Regions from separate parts of the Homo sapiens genome. Here region 2 is linked to region 1. The links are chromatin contacts, found by Hi-C or POLR2A ChIA-PET in ENCODE. All regions are on one chromosome and are shown on one strand. The core of a region is the stretch at or near the end of the contact, and the rest is flanking DNA. Distances in the headings are between cores, read along the strand shown.

Evidence for each region. A loop is a pair of places that touch in the nucleus more often than their neighbours do. ChIA-PET counts read pairs that join two places held with the same protein, here RNA polymerase II (POLR2A). Pooled maps may share reads with other maps.
Region 2: a loop to region 1 is called in a pooled map, with 3 times the contacts of the local background. The contact joins two enhancer-like sites. A Hi-C loop is called at or near these places in 1 of 168 maps with a recorded cell type or tissue (PC-9), 1 of 37 single-sample maps with no recorded cell type and 9 of 50 pooled maps. POLR2A ChIA-PET finds 5 or more read pairs at or near these places in 2 of 52 experiments (A673 and AG04450).

Annotation. Positions count from the first base shown.
Region 1 is chr17:27,346,657-27,352,849 of GRCh38, reverse strand. LINC03146 (long intergenic non-protein coding RNA 3146) reads right to left here. Exons shown (of 3, transcript XR_007065677.1): 3 at 1-360. It overlaps LOC124903959 (a long non-coding RNA gene), which reads right to left. Exons shown (of 2, transcript XR_007065679.1): 1 at 5,788-6,193; 2 at 4,359-4,505. LOC124903958 (a long non-coding RNA gene) reads left to right here. Exons shown (of 2, transcript XR_007065678.1): 2 at 1,102-2,484. It also overlaps the pseudogene SYPL1P2. Among named protein-coding and RNA genes, the nearest start is that of LINC03146, 17 kb to the right of the region's middle. RefSeq lists a silencer at 3,245-3,954. Within about 2 kb of position 3,654, at least 28 of the 41 ENCODE cell types and tissues checked have a DNase peak (open chromatin) inside an H3K27ac peak, as active enhancers do.
Region 2 is chr17:27,526,942-27,533,134 of GRCh38, reverse strand. All of the region lies in intron 1 of KSR1 (kinase suppressor of ras 1), which reads right to left. It also overlaps the pseudogene MSANTD3P1. Among named protein-coding and RNA genes, the nearest start is that of KSR1, 74 kb to the right of the region's middle. RefSeq lists a silencer at 59-244. Within about 2 kb of position 3,612, at least 9 of the 41 ENCODE cell types and tissues checked have a DNase peak (open chromatin) inside an H3K27ac peak, as active enhancers do.

The sequences.
Region 1 (6,193 bases), core at 2,405-4,904:
CCTATAGAATGGGAGAAAATATTTTCAAATCATAGCTCTGATAAGGAATCAATATCCACAGTGTATAAAGAACTACAGCTAGACCATAGAAAATCAATCCTGATTCAAAAATGGGCAAAGGACTTGAATAGGCATTTCTCCAAAGAAAATAAACAAGCGGCCAATAAGCACTTGGGAAGATGTTCAACATCACTAATCTTTAGGGAAACGCAAATCAAAACCATAGTGAGGCCCCCACCATCCTGACTCTCCTTCCTTCCAGAGGATGTTGCCTTCTGGATCCACCTCAACCCTACTCAGGGAGCCGCTCAGCTTCCTCAAGGGCCTGGAGTAGATGGCTTCCATCTTCTCTTTTGCCACCTGTGGAGGTTTTTAAGAGCAAACAGAAATTCAAGTGAATTGTCCTCCTACAGTTACTGACGAAACTATTACAGCTACTTCTGATTATCCATTCAGGTTAAATCAGGCATCATTTCAGTCACCTCCAGGTATTAATGTGTATGATATAAATTGGAAAGTCAAGTCCTCCTAGGAGATGACTGTGCTTCTGCACAATTCCATTACATTTGCAGTCTCTGTCTTCCTGTACTGCATTGCTGTCGTGCTTTATGTTGGTTACAGGAACCTATATCAGGGTAGTCATAAACTTCCCATGATTGGCTTTGTCATTACTCTTGTTGCCATCTTTTGCGATTGGTGAGCACTTCAAAAGCTCGCTTGGGCAAAAGCTCTTGCAGATATTAAAATAACTACTGGTCAAAATATTGTTCAGGAACTTCTGCTTGTAAGAAATCATAATAATGTGTTATTTTGGCTCTGTGACCAGCATGGGATTCCTAAATGTATCTGTGATCTTTGTCTTTCTGAATATGATACTTTGGAGGGGAAATGCTTGGCGTGTGTACAAGTATGAGGAGACCAACTTACACAACCCATCAAATACTTATGCTCCTCATAGCCAAGGAGGTATTCCACCTCCTGCTGGAATGTAATTAAAGGGAGAAACACACTGTATGAAATATATGTCTATATCATGACTTGTTGCCAACATCTTGAGGCACATTATTTGTTTCCAATAAAAGTAATGTTTTTTTTTTTAAGCCACACAATGAGATATCACCTCACACCCATCAGAATGGCTACTGTAAAACAAAAACAGAAAATAACAAGTGTGGACAAGAATGTGAAGAAAGTGAAGCCCTTGTGCAGTTGGAGGGAATGTAAAATGTTCCAGCCACTGTGGAAAACAGTGTCTTCATCTGTTTCCTATTGCTATAACTGAACACCAGAGACTGGGTAAATTATAAAGAAAAGAATTTATTTCTTACAATTCTAGAGGCTGGGAAGTCCTAGGTCAAGGGACTGCATCTGCTTGGCCTCTGGGGAGGGCCTCATGTCATAACATGTCAGAAGGCATCACGTGGGAAAGGGGTGCACTGAGAGCCAAACTGCCTTTAATAACAAACCCAGGCTGGGCACAGCGGCTCATGCCTGTAATCCCAGCACTTTGGGGGAGCAGGGGGTCAAGGCTTGCAGATCACTTGAGGCCAGGAGTTCAAGACCAGCCTGGCCAACATGGTGAAACCTTGTCTCTACTAAAAATACAAAAATTAGCCAGGGATGGTGGCAGGTGCCTGTAATCTCAGCTACTTGGGAGGCTGAGGAAGGAGGATGGCTTGAACCCTGGAGGCAGAGACTGCAGTGAGCCGAGATTGTGCCACTGCATTCCAGCCTGGGTGACAGAGTGAGATTCTGTCTCAAAAAATATAATATAATATAATATAATATGGCACAAAGAATACTAAATAGACCTCTGTACTTGCCCACACAGGTTTAACAAATGTCAACATTTTGCCACATTTGCTTTCTATTTCTTTTTTCGAAAAAACAAAACAAAAAAACCCCCAAAACTGATAAATCTAAAGCCCTCCCATTTTCCCTTGTATAGATAACCAGTGTCTCAAGTTAGTGTAGATCCTTCTTGACCATGTATATATACACATACATACATACACATTTACTACAGAGGTATATATCAATGTATACAATACCATATCGATAATATGTATATTTCATACGTATATAAAATATGGGGGCCCAGGAAGCGATCCTCTTGCCTCAGCCTCCAAATTAGCTGAGATTACAGGTCTAAGCCACCACGCCTGGCTAATTTTTATATTTTTAGTAGAGATGGAGTTTCACCATGTTGGCCAGGCTAGTCTCGAATTCCTGGTCTCAAGTGATCCACGCACCTCAGCTTCCTAAAGTGTTGGGATTACATACACAAATATAACACATACATTAACAATATATGTACATATATACTATCATACTGTGTAAATCTCTTTGAAATTTGCTTTTTCACTCATTTTTGAGATTTACCCGTGTTATTACATTGTAGATCTGATTCGTTAATTTTAAATGCTCCATAGTTTCCCATTGTTTGAATAAACCTGTTTATTTATTTGTTCCTTTCCTAATGGACTGTTGGTTGTTCCCATTTTCGTTATTACACACAGCACTGCAGTGAAAATTCTTGTATCGATGTGTGGGTGTTTTTTCCTTTTGAGACAGGGTATTGCTCTGCCACCCAGGCTGGAGTGCATTGGCACAATCACAGCTCACTGAAGCCTCAACTTCCTAGGTTCAAGCAATCCTCCCACCTCAGCCTCCCAAGTAGCTGAGACTACAGGCGCATGCCACCACACCCAGCTAAATTTTAAATTTTTTGTAGACAGGGGTCTTGCCATGTTGACCAGGAGGATGGTTTCAAAACTCCTGGGCTCAAGTGATCCACCCGCCTCAGCCTCCCAAATTGCTGGGATTACAGGCATGAGTCACCGCGCCCGGCCTGTTTTGCGAGGCATATGGTTGCTAGATCACAGTGCATGCACATCTTCGGCTTTAACTAGCTATCGCCAAATTCTCCAAAGTTGATCTGAAACCAGTGGAGCGTGTCAGCACTGCCCCTAGCATGCGCACACCAGGCGGGGGTGTGACAGCCCTCGGGCTAGGCCCCAACCCCACTTCGAGATCCGTGCGGGGGCCGGGAGCTAGCAGAGGCCAAGCAATGGGAACAGGCACCTCCAAGCCTGCAAGGACAAGGCGAGCACCTTCCTGGGCCCCCAAAAGTGCAGAGGGGCCCGAGTCCACAGCCCGGACTTGGGCGGCTGCTGCCGCTCCCGGCTCCCGCCTGCTACGTGAAGCGTGATGCCCGAGCCGCACCCCTCGCGGCCTGGGGCGGGGGCGCCTGGTCCTCGCTGGGCCGGGGCCGGGTCTGGGGCAGGGGCGTCCTCTCCACGAGCCTAGCCCCGTGGCCCCGGCGCTCAGGGGCAGCCTGGAGTTCCCCTCGCCCGGCTCGCCGCACGGCCCGGGGCAGGGCGCCTCCGGGAGCGGATCGTGGGCCAGGGCCCAGCCGTCTGTTGTGTCAGGCCCGCGGTCACCCCGATGAGGGGTGGACCCCAGGGACGCTGCCCCGGGCGGCCCTGCGCAGAGCCTCCTCCGGAGGCGCAGGAACTCCGCACCTTTGGTAGGGCAGGCGCCGCCTCTCCCTTACGGCGCTGGGCTTCCGAATGCGGCCCCAGCTTCGCCTCCTCCCAGCGGCCTCCTGGCGGCAGCAGCGGGCAAGAGCGGCGACGCGGGGCCAGGGTCCGGAGGCCCTGATCTGGAGGCACGTCCCGCCCGGCCGCGCGAGGGTGGGGGCGGCGCAGTCGGTTGCCTCGGGGACGCGGGCACAGGGTACCCGCCGCCACTGCTGCTCCAGCAGCCGCTCCTGCCACCGCCGCCCGCGCCCCAGCGCGGCGGACGGCCCGCCGCTGCCATCAGGTTTTGTCACAAAGTGAGTTTAAACCAGGACGGGCGCTGTGGCTCACGCCTGTCATCCCGGCATTTTGGGAGGCCCAGGCGGGTGGATCGCCTGAGGTCAGGAGTTCGAGACCAGCCTGGCCAACATAGCAAAACCCCTTCTCTACTAAAAATACAAAAATTAGCCAGATGTGGTGGAGGTTGCCAGGAGGCTGAGGCAGGAGAATCTCTTGAACCCGGGAGGTAGAGAATGCAGTGAGCCGAGATCCCGCCACTGCACTCCAGCCTGGGTGACACAGCGAGACTCGTCTCAAAAATACATACATACATACATACATACATACATACATACATACATGCATACATACATAAAGGAGTTTAAACCAAATTTAGGGGAGCAAACTTAGTTTTCAGAGTTTTTCTATTTTGGAATTGCAAATAAAAGATTTTAAGCTTCTACCAATTTGTATTCCCACCAGCCGCTTATGACTTCTCATTTCCCCATATCTTTACCAATATGGTGTTATTAGGCTTTTTAATTTTTGCCAATCTGATAAGTGTGAAATGAAGTCTTTATTTTGATTTGAATTCTCATAATTACTAGGGAAGTTGAGCATTTTTCATTTGTTTATGACAATTCCGGTTTCCTCTTCTGTGAATTTCCTGTTTCTCTTGAATTGTTCTTCTTTTATTGATGTATTCTGGACACAAACAAGTTGTACTGAATTGCCAATATCTTGCCTTTTCATATTTATGGTACCTTTCATCATAAAGAAGTTTAAAATTTCAAGGTAGTCAAATTCATCAACATTTTCCTTTATAAAATATGTCCTTCTCATCTTATTTAAGAAACCCACCCCCTTCAAGTTCATGGTTGTATTTGCTTGCAGATTTTTTTTAAGTTTTAAAGTTTGGCTTTTTATATTTAGTTTTAAAAAATATATCCGGAGTCTATCTTTGGGTACGATGTGAGGAAGGAATCTAGTTTTATATTTTGCATCTGTTAGCCAGTTGTTCTGGTATTATGTACAAATTGGTGTCTTATTTTCCCGCTGATGTGTAGTAAAACCACCTCCATCACAGTCCAAGTTCCCATCAATATGTGGCCCACCTCTGGGTCCTCTGTGCAGCCCCATGGTCTCTTTGTCTGTCTTTGCTAATAATAATTCTTTATTATGGTAGGACAAGCCCCTCCCATCTTATTTCTCACTTTCTTCTTCAATAGTGTCCTAGCTAGTCTTGGCCCTTTATTCCTTTATTATATAAATTTTTTAAAAACTTGTTTATTTCCATAGAAAAACTAGTTGGATTTATTTATTTATTTATTTATTTATTTATTTATTTATCTATTTTTGAGACAGAGTCTCCCTCTGTTGCCCAGGCTGGAGTGCAATGGCGTGATCTCAGCTCACTGCAACCTCCGCCTCCCAGGTTCAAGCGATTCTCCTGCCTCAGCCTCCCAAGTAGCTGGGATTACAGGCATGTACCACCACGCCCAGCTAATTTTTGTATTTTTAGTAGAGATGGGGTTTTGCCATGTTGGCCTGCCCGGCTGGTCTCAAACTCCTGACCTCAGGTAATCCGCCTGCCCCAGCCTCCCAAAGTGCTGGGATTACAGGCATGAGCCACCGTGCCTGGCCAGGATTATTTTTTTAAAACAAACTCTCAGATCACTAAAAACTGGTTGGATTTTGATGAGTATTGTCTTTGGGTCACAATTTCGCTGTTAATAAGGAGGGATGAAAATACTTTTATTTTTTGACTCACAGTCTGGTCCTATCGCCCAGGCTGGAACGCAGTGGTGAAATCATGGATCACTGCAGCCTCAACCTCCTGGGCTCAAGCAATCCTCCCACCTCAGCCTCCTAAGTAGCTGGGACCACAGGCATGCGCCACCATGCCTGGCTAATTTTTGTATTTTTTGTTGTGACAGTGTTTCACCTAGGCTGGCCTCAAACTCTTGAGCCCAAGTGATCCACCTACCTCAGCCTCCCAAAGTGCTGGGATTATAAGCATGAGCCACCGTGCCTGGCCTGAAAATACTTTTTCTTTTCCCTCAAAGGAGAGGGCAGTCATACCCCACTTATTCTGAGGTTACATTTCAGCAAACTCCAAAGTCTGGAAAACAAGAGGAAATAAGAATAAGGTCAAAACAGCCTCTGAGAAGCTCTGGACACCTCAGAACCTATGTGCTAAATCACACCCACTTTTGTCACAAGTGGTCTTCTCAGGCCTCCCTCAGAACCTGTTTACTTTAGTCACTGTTCCAGGAAACTTGATGGTCTGATTTCCTAGCCTACAGCAGATTTAAAGCAGCTGCAACTTAGAAGAAACATGGAGGAAAACATGCTGATAACTAACATCTGATAGAGATAGAAAAGTCCAAATA
Region 2 (6,193 bases), core at 2,363-4,862, 180 kb before region 1:
TCAGCTGCTCAGCCCATGCTCTTAACCATGGGCTACATTACTTCCTTAAATGACTGAGACTTTTGGGGTGCCTACTGTCCATCAGGCCAATGCTGGGCATCTTGGTACAAATGTTCTCATTTATAAAAAAGGACTCAGAGGGTCAGGAAGCCAACCCAACGTCACCCAGCTGGTATGTGTCAGAGCCAACTTAAACTCATAAGAGGCTGATGCCCCACGCTGCCCCTCCAGGCTTGAGGCGCTGGGTCTGACCTTCCACAGTTTGAAGGCTGACCTTTCCCACTGTGCTCCACCAGCAGTGATGCAGATGGAGACATCACTGACCCAGAGCACACGAATACTGGTGAGGAGCCCCAGGGATGCTCTGCCACCTGATCAGAAGGAGGCCAGAACCTTCCAGAAAGCCTGTTGGAAAAGCAGCGCCTGGGAGAGAGTCCACCAGCTCCAACCTCTTTCCTAGCACAGTCCTCTCCTCCACAGCTGCCTGTAAGCCACATCCTACCCCGTCCCACCCGCTGACAAAGAACCAGAGCGAGGGCCTCCTGCTAGTTCTCCAGTTGCAAGGGCTCTCTGTGTTTAGCTTTCTGATGTAACAGCTCGAAGCGGAGATGCACGCACTCACTGTTGCATAAGACCCGATTTCGCTCACACAAACCTCAGGGCAAGTCAGTCTCAAGTGCTGCGGGCTGGAGCACAGGGTGGCCTCACAGAGCAGCCCGTACCTGAAAGTGCTCTGCCGCGCAGGACAACACATTCCCAAGGAGGCCAGTTCTCCCACGGCCTGTTCCCAGGTGACCCAGCTACCATAACCCTCCAGGTGGAGGATAGCTCACCCGCACTGAGAAAAACCGGGCAAACCCCACAGGGCTCTGCATCTCCTGCCCTCTGACCTTTGCAATTGGCCCCATCTAAGGACCACGTCAACCAGTGAGGATTATTAGCAGGACCAGACCCATCTTCAGATGTCTGAAATGCCTTTAAATTACAAAATCCTTGGATGTTCTAAGACAAGAAGGGCCTAAGGTCATCTCACAGAAATAGATGAAAAACTGATGAGGAAACTGAGGCCCAGAGAGGGACAACGACTTAGTCAAACTCACACAAAGTAGAAGGCAGTGCCAGGACGGTCTCCTGGTTCTGTCCAGCACTCTTTCCCCCATACTGGATGGCAGAAGTCCTGGGTTCAACCTGCTGTGAGCGAGTGGTCTAGCTGGTAACGCTGGTTCCCTATTTTTATTTAACAAACAGGGACTGTTTTGAGAAGTGTATAAAATGCTAACTCATTTCATCTGGGGAGGTGGGTGTTATTACTATCCCCAAGTGGAGATGAAAGAGAGATAAAGTAACTGTCCAGGGTGGGAGGTGAACCTAGGCAATGTTACTCCACCATCCAAACCTGAGCCTTGAGTGCCACAGTGGCCTTTGTCACTGCAGCTCCTCAGGGCGCTGCTGGCTATATGCTGAAGTGCTCTCTGGAGCTCAACAGCATGCCCCAAGCAGCTGCTCAGAGGAGCAGGGCTGAAGCCACCTCCAGCACAGCACACATCTCAGCAGCCCCACAGGAGGGGTTCTCCCCCAAGCACTCGCCCACAGAACACAGGGGCCAGATCTTCCATGACGGATCCGAGTGTGGGACCAGGCAGAAAATGGACTCAGGTATTCACTACACCCCCTCCAGAGACCTGCAACATGTGACCAGGGCCACCCCCTCAGCTTACTGTCAGGGGAAAAGGTTTGCCAGGCAGCCCCTTCAAAGGCGTGGCCTCCCCGTCACCTGCACCTTCTGTAACCCTGGGCCTGTGAGGCAGAAGGGGGCCGCCCTGCAGTGCCAAGGCCATGACCCAGCAGGCAGGACTCTGCACCTTTGTGCACAGCCTCCTCGAGGTTCAACATCTTGAGCTTTCTTCCTGAAAAAGGAAGCTGTTTCTCAACATATTGCTACACATGGAGACTGAGAAACACAAACCGAGAGGCGAATAGGGCACTGGCCCCAAGGGAGGAGAATGAAGCGGGGAAGGGCTGGTATGGGCCAGTCTGCCTGAGGTAACCAGCCAAAGGGACAAGGAAACGCCCAGCACAAACTTGTCCATCCCGACATTGTTTACAAGAGGGACACAGTGCAAACAACCCAAAGCCCCAACAATGGAAGCACAGCTAAGGAGGTGATGGTAAAACCACTTACTAAACTATGACAGAGCCACTGAGCAGGTTTACAAAAACATAGGAAGTTTTTTGTGTTATTTTACTAAGCGACAGGCAGGACAAAAAAATCTACATGATGGATGGCAAGAACTACGTAAGCAAAACCTCGCACACAAAGTCTTTGCCTGGAAAACACAACTGAAAGAAAACACAGCAGAAATGTCATCTGTGAATGGGCTGATCTGAGTGGGAAGGCTATAGGTAATTATTTTCTTCCTTCTACTTTTCTGTGTTTTCCAAATGTTCTCTAATTACTGCGTACTGATTTTATAAGGCTATGAATGGGAATAATACATTTTAAAATGTCACAAGAGGAAAAGGGAGGGTGCTGGTGCTTCTCTTCTAGCAAAGGGAGAAAGGTCCAGGAGCCCACGGTAGACGTACTATTTGGAGCCGATCCCTGCTCAGGCCGCCATGCCCAGCCTCACCACTAAGGTCGGCTTTGCTGGTTACTCCATCTGCCCTGCTGGGTCTTTTTTTTTTCTTTTGAGACAGGGTCTCACTCTGTTGCTTAGGCTGGAGTGCGGTGGTGTAATCACGGCTCAGTGTAGCCTCGACCTCCCAGGCTCAAACGATCCTCCCACCGCAGCCTCCTGAGTACCCGGGACCACTGCCACACACAACTACACCCAACTAATTTTTGTATTTTTTGTACAGACAGGGTTTCACCATGTTGCCCAGGCTGGTCTCAAACTCCTGGGCTCCAGCGATCCACCCACATCAGCCACCCAAAGTGCTGGGACTGCGCCCAGCCCCTGCTGGGTCTTTAGATGGAGCAAAACCTCACTGATTCCAAAGGCAAAGATGCGGAAAGGAAGAGAGCAATTTCATAAGGTGGCATTAAACTCATTTTGCTGACGGGTGTGGGATGGGTTGGTTGGTTTGTTAAGAACAGTGTGTGTCCATCTATCCATCCATTCAAGAGTATCGAGTACCCACTAGTTACCCAGTATGGTGCCAAGGCCCTGCAAACAACACAGAAATGAATGACCCATCTCCTACCCTAAAGACCTCAGATTCAAGTGGGGGCCAAAGATATCAAGTTGCAATGCAAAAGTGTCTTTGACAAGGGTTTTCAGATACACACAGGCTGTGAGAATTCAGATATGAAAATTAAAGCTTCCAGCTTCAGAGAAAAGACGGGTGTCGGGAAAGAGTTCATGGAAAAGATGAGCTTTGAATTGGGTCTTGAAGAATGACTGGGGTTGCACAAACAAGTCAGTTAAACAGGCCAAGGAAATATACATGTTTATCTCAAAGGAAAGTTACCTCTGCCGGCAACCATAACAAACCTCCCACCTTAATAATAAGCAAGGAAATACAAAATGGAAACATATGGGCAGATGTTTGGCAACATTGGCAGAGGGACTCCCCAGTGTGGCTGTGGCAGGAGCATGGCAGGAGCGTGGAGCGGCATCGCCCCCCTGGAGGGCAGCAGAGAAACAGGATGATGCAACAGAAGCCTCACCAGGTGGCCCTCACCCCTTGAGCCAGACTCCACTTCTAGGAATTTATCCTAAAGAAACAATTAAGTGTAAGCATAAGCCTATTCACGGAAGTGTAACTTAAAATAGCCAAACATGGGGAAGTAGGTAACTACATTCTGGTGTGTCAATCACAGAACACTATGAGGCAACTTTTTTTTTTTAAGTCCCTTTTAACAGTGTACTTAATCATATGAGGCAATGCCCATAATCTTCTAGAAAGTTAACAACTCAAGGTAAGAAAACTACATTTGCAGTATGATCTTCACATATCTTTTTTATTTTAATTTAAGGCATTAATTTTCTTTTTTCAACTTTGAGGTCAATTTCTATTTTTATAGCAAAATTAACATCTCAAAATGTAAACACTGGAAAGTTTTATTATTTACTTTTTTGTATTTTTAAAGAACGGGTGTCATTTTTATAATCATAAAATGTTATCCAAACTGAAAGAATAATAAATGGAGTTTTTTTATCCAATAGGTTTTTGGGGAACAGGTGGTGTAAGTTTTGTTTTGGGATTTTTGTGGTTTTTTTTTCCAGTAGAGACAGGGTCTCTCTTGTCACCCAGGGTGAAGTGCAGTGGCATGACCGTAGCTCACTGCAACCTCACACTCCCAGGCTCAAGCAATCCTCCCACCTCAGCCTCCTGAGTAGCTGGGGTTACAGGTGAACACCACTATACCCAGCTAACTTTTTTTATTTTAATTTTTGTAGAGGCAGAGTCTCACCATCTTGCCCAGGCTGGTCTCAAGCTCCTGGGCTCAAGAGATCCTCCTTTCTCAGCCTCCCAAAGCACTGGGATTACAGACGTGAGCCACTATGCCTGGCCCAGAAATGGAGTTTCAATAGGAAGAGAAGAGGACATCCTCAGCTTAAAAAAACAGCAGGAGCCAGAAGTGAAGAAGTACAGGTCTCTCCTGGGAAGGAGAAAGAACTGAACATCATGATTAGACAGAGCTGGGCTCACATACTGGATCCACTCTTTTCTAGCGGTGTGACCTTTAACAAATTACTGATCCATTCCTGAGCTTCAGTTTCTTCCAAAGACCAAATGTGTTAAAGACTAAACGTGTTAACTTGGCCAGGCACAGTGGTTCACACCCGTAATCCCAGCACTTTGGGAGGTTGAGGTGGGCAGATCACCTGAGGTCAGGAGTTTGAGACCAGCCTGGCCAACATGGTGACACCCTCTCTCTACTAAAAATACAAAAATTAGCCAGGCATGGTGGCACGCACCTGTAATCCCAGCTACTCAGGAGGCTAAGGAACAAGAATTGCTTGAACCCCAGTAGGCAGAGGTCGCAGTGAGCCGTGATGGCACCACTGCACTCCAGCCTCGGCAACAGAGTGAGACTTCATCTCAAAAATAATAAAAAACAAAATAAATGCATTAACTTACACAGAATACCTACTCGATACACTAATTAGGTCATAGCCTTTTCTACTGACCAATAAAACAAATTCCATCCTGGATGACCCACAAGAGGTAGGGATGTTCATTTATGAGACACATAATCAATGTAATAACAGCATTTGGGGAGAGCAAAGAATTACTACATTAAAGACATCGTACAAAGCCTCCCAATTTCAGAAATATTAAACTATGAAATATATCCTAAAATCAAGAAACTATGAAAATTTGTGTCTTCTAAAGATACTGCTGACCAGGATAAAACATTTGGTGAAAGCCCAAGATATTATTGTTTTTCTCATGATTCTTATACAGTCTGATTTGTGCCCCAAACAAGAAGTCAGGCCGGGCATGGCTCACGCCTGTAATCCCAGCACTTTGCGAGGCCAAGGTGGGTGGATCACTTGAGGTCAGGAGTTCAAGGCCAGCCTGGCCAACATGGTAAAACCCCATCTCTACTAAAATACAAAAATTAGCCAGGCTTGGTGGCTGGTGCCTGTAGTCCCAGCTACTCGGGAGGCTGAGGCAGGAGAATCGCCAGGAGGCGGAGGTTGCAGTGAGCCAAGATCACGCCATTGCACTCTAGCCTAGGTGACAGAGCAAGACTTTGTCTCAAAAAAGAAAAAAAAGGGGGGGGGGGGGGCGGGTGTGCCACTGCAGTGTCTCCTTTTGTTATCCAGGCTGGAGTGCAGTGGTGCAAACATGGCTCACTGTAGCCTTGACCTCTTGGGCTTAAGCAGTCCTCCTACCTCAACTTCCCAAGTAGCTGGGATTACAGGATAGCTGGCGGCCAGGGGAAATATAGTGGAAAATGCAAAACAATGAAATTATAAAACCTGCCAAATACTTCTCAGAACTAGAAAAGAGTACCCTGCTGATTTTAGTAGAAAAGTACAAATATGTGCTGGAATGTAAGAAAAGTGATGTGTGAACTATTGCCCTTAAGCAATCAATGTACCTGCAGGCGCTGACCCACGAATGCAACTCTCAGCCGAGCTGTCCCTGCCGGATTTCAAACAGCTGAAGAAGGGCTGGGAGAACATCAAGGCTTGGACTAAAACAATTATGGCCCATGAAAGGAGAGAGAAGGTGA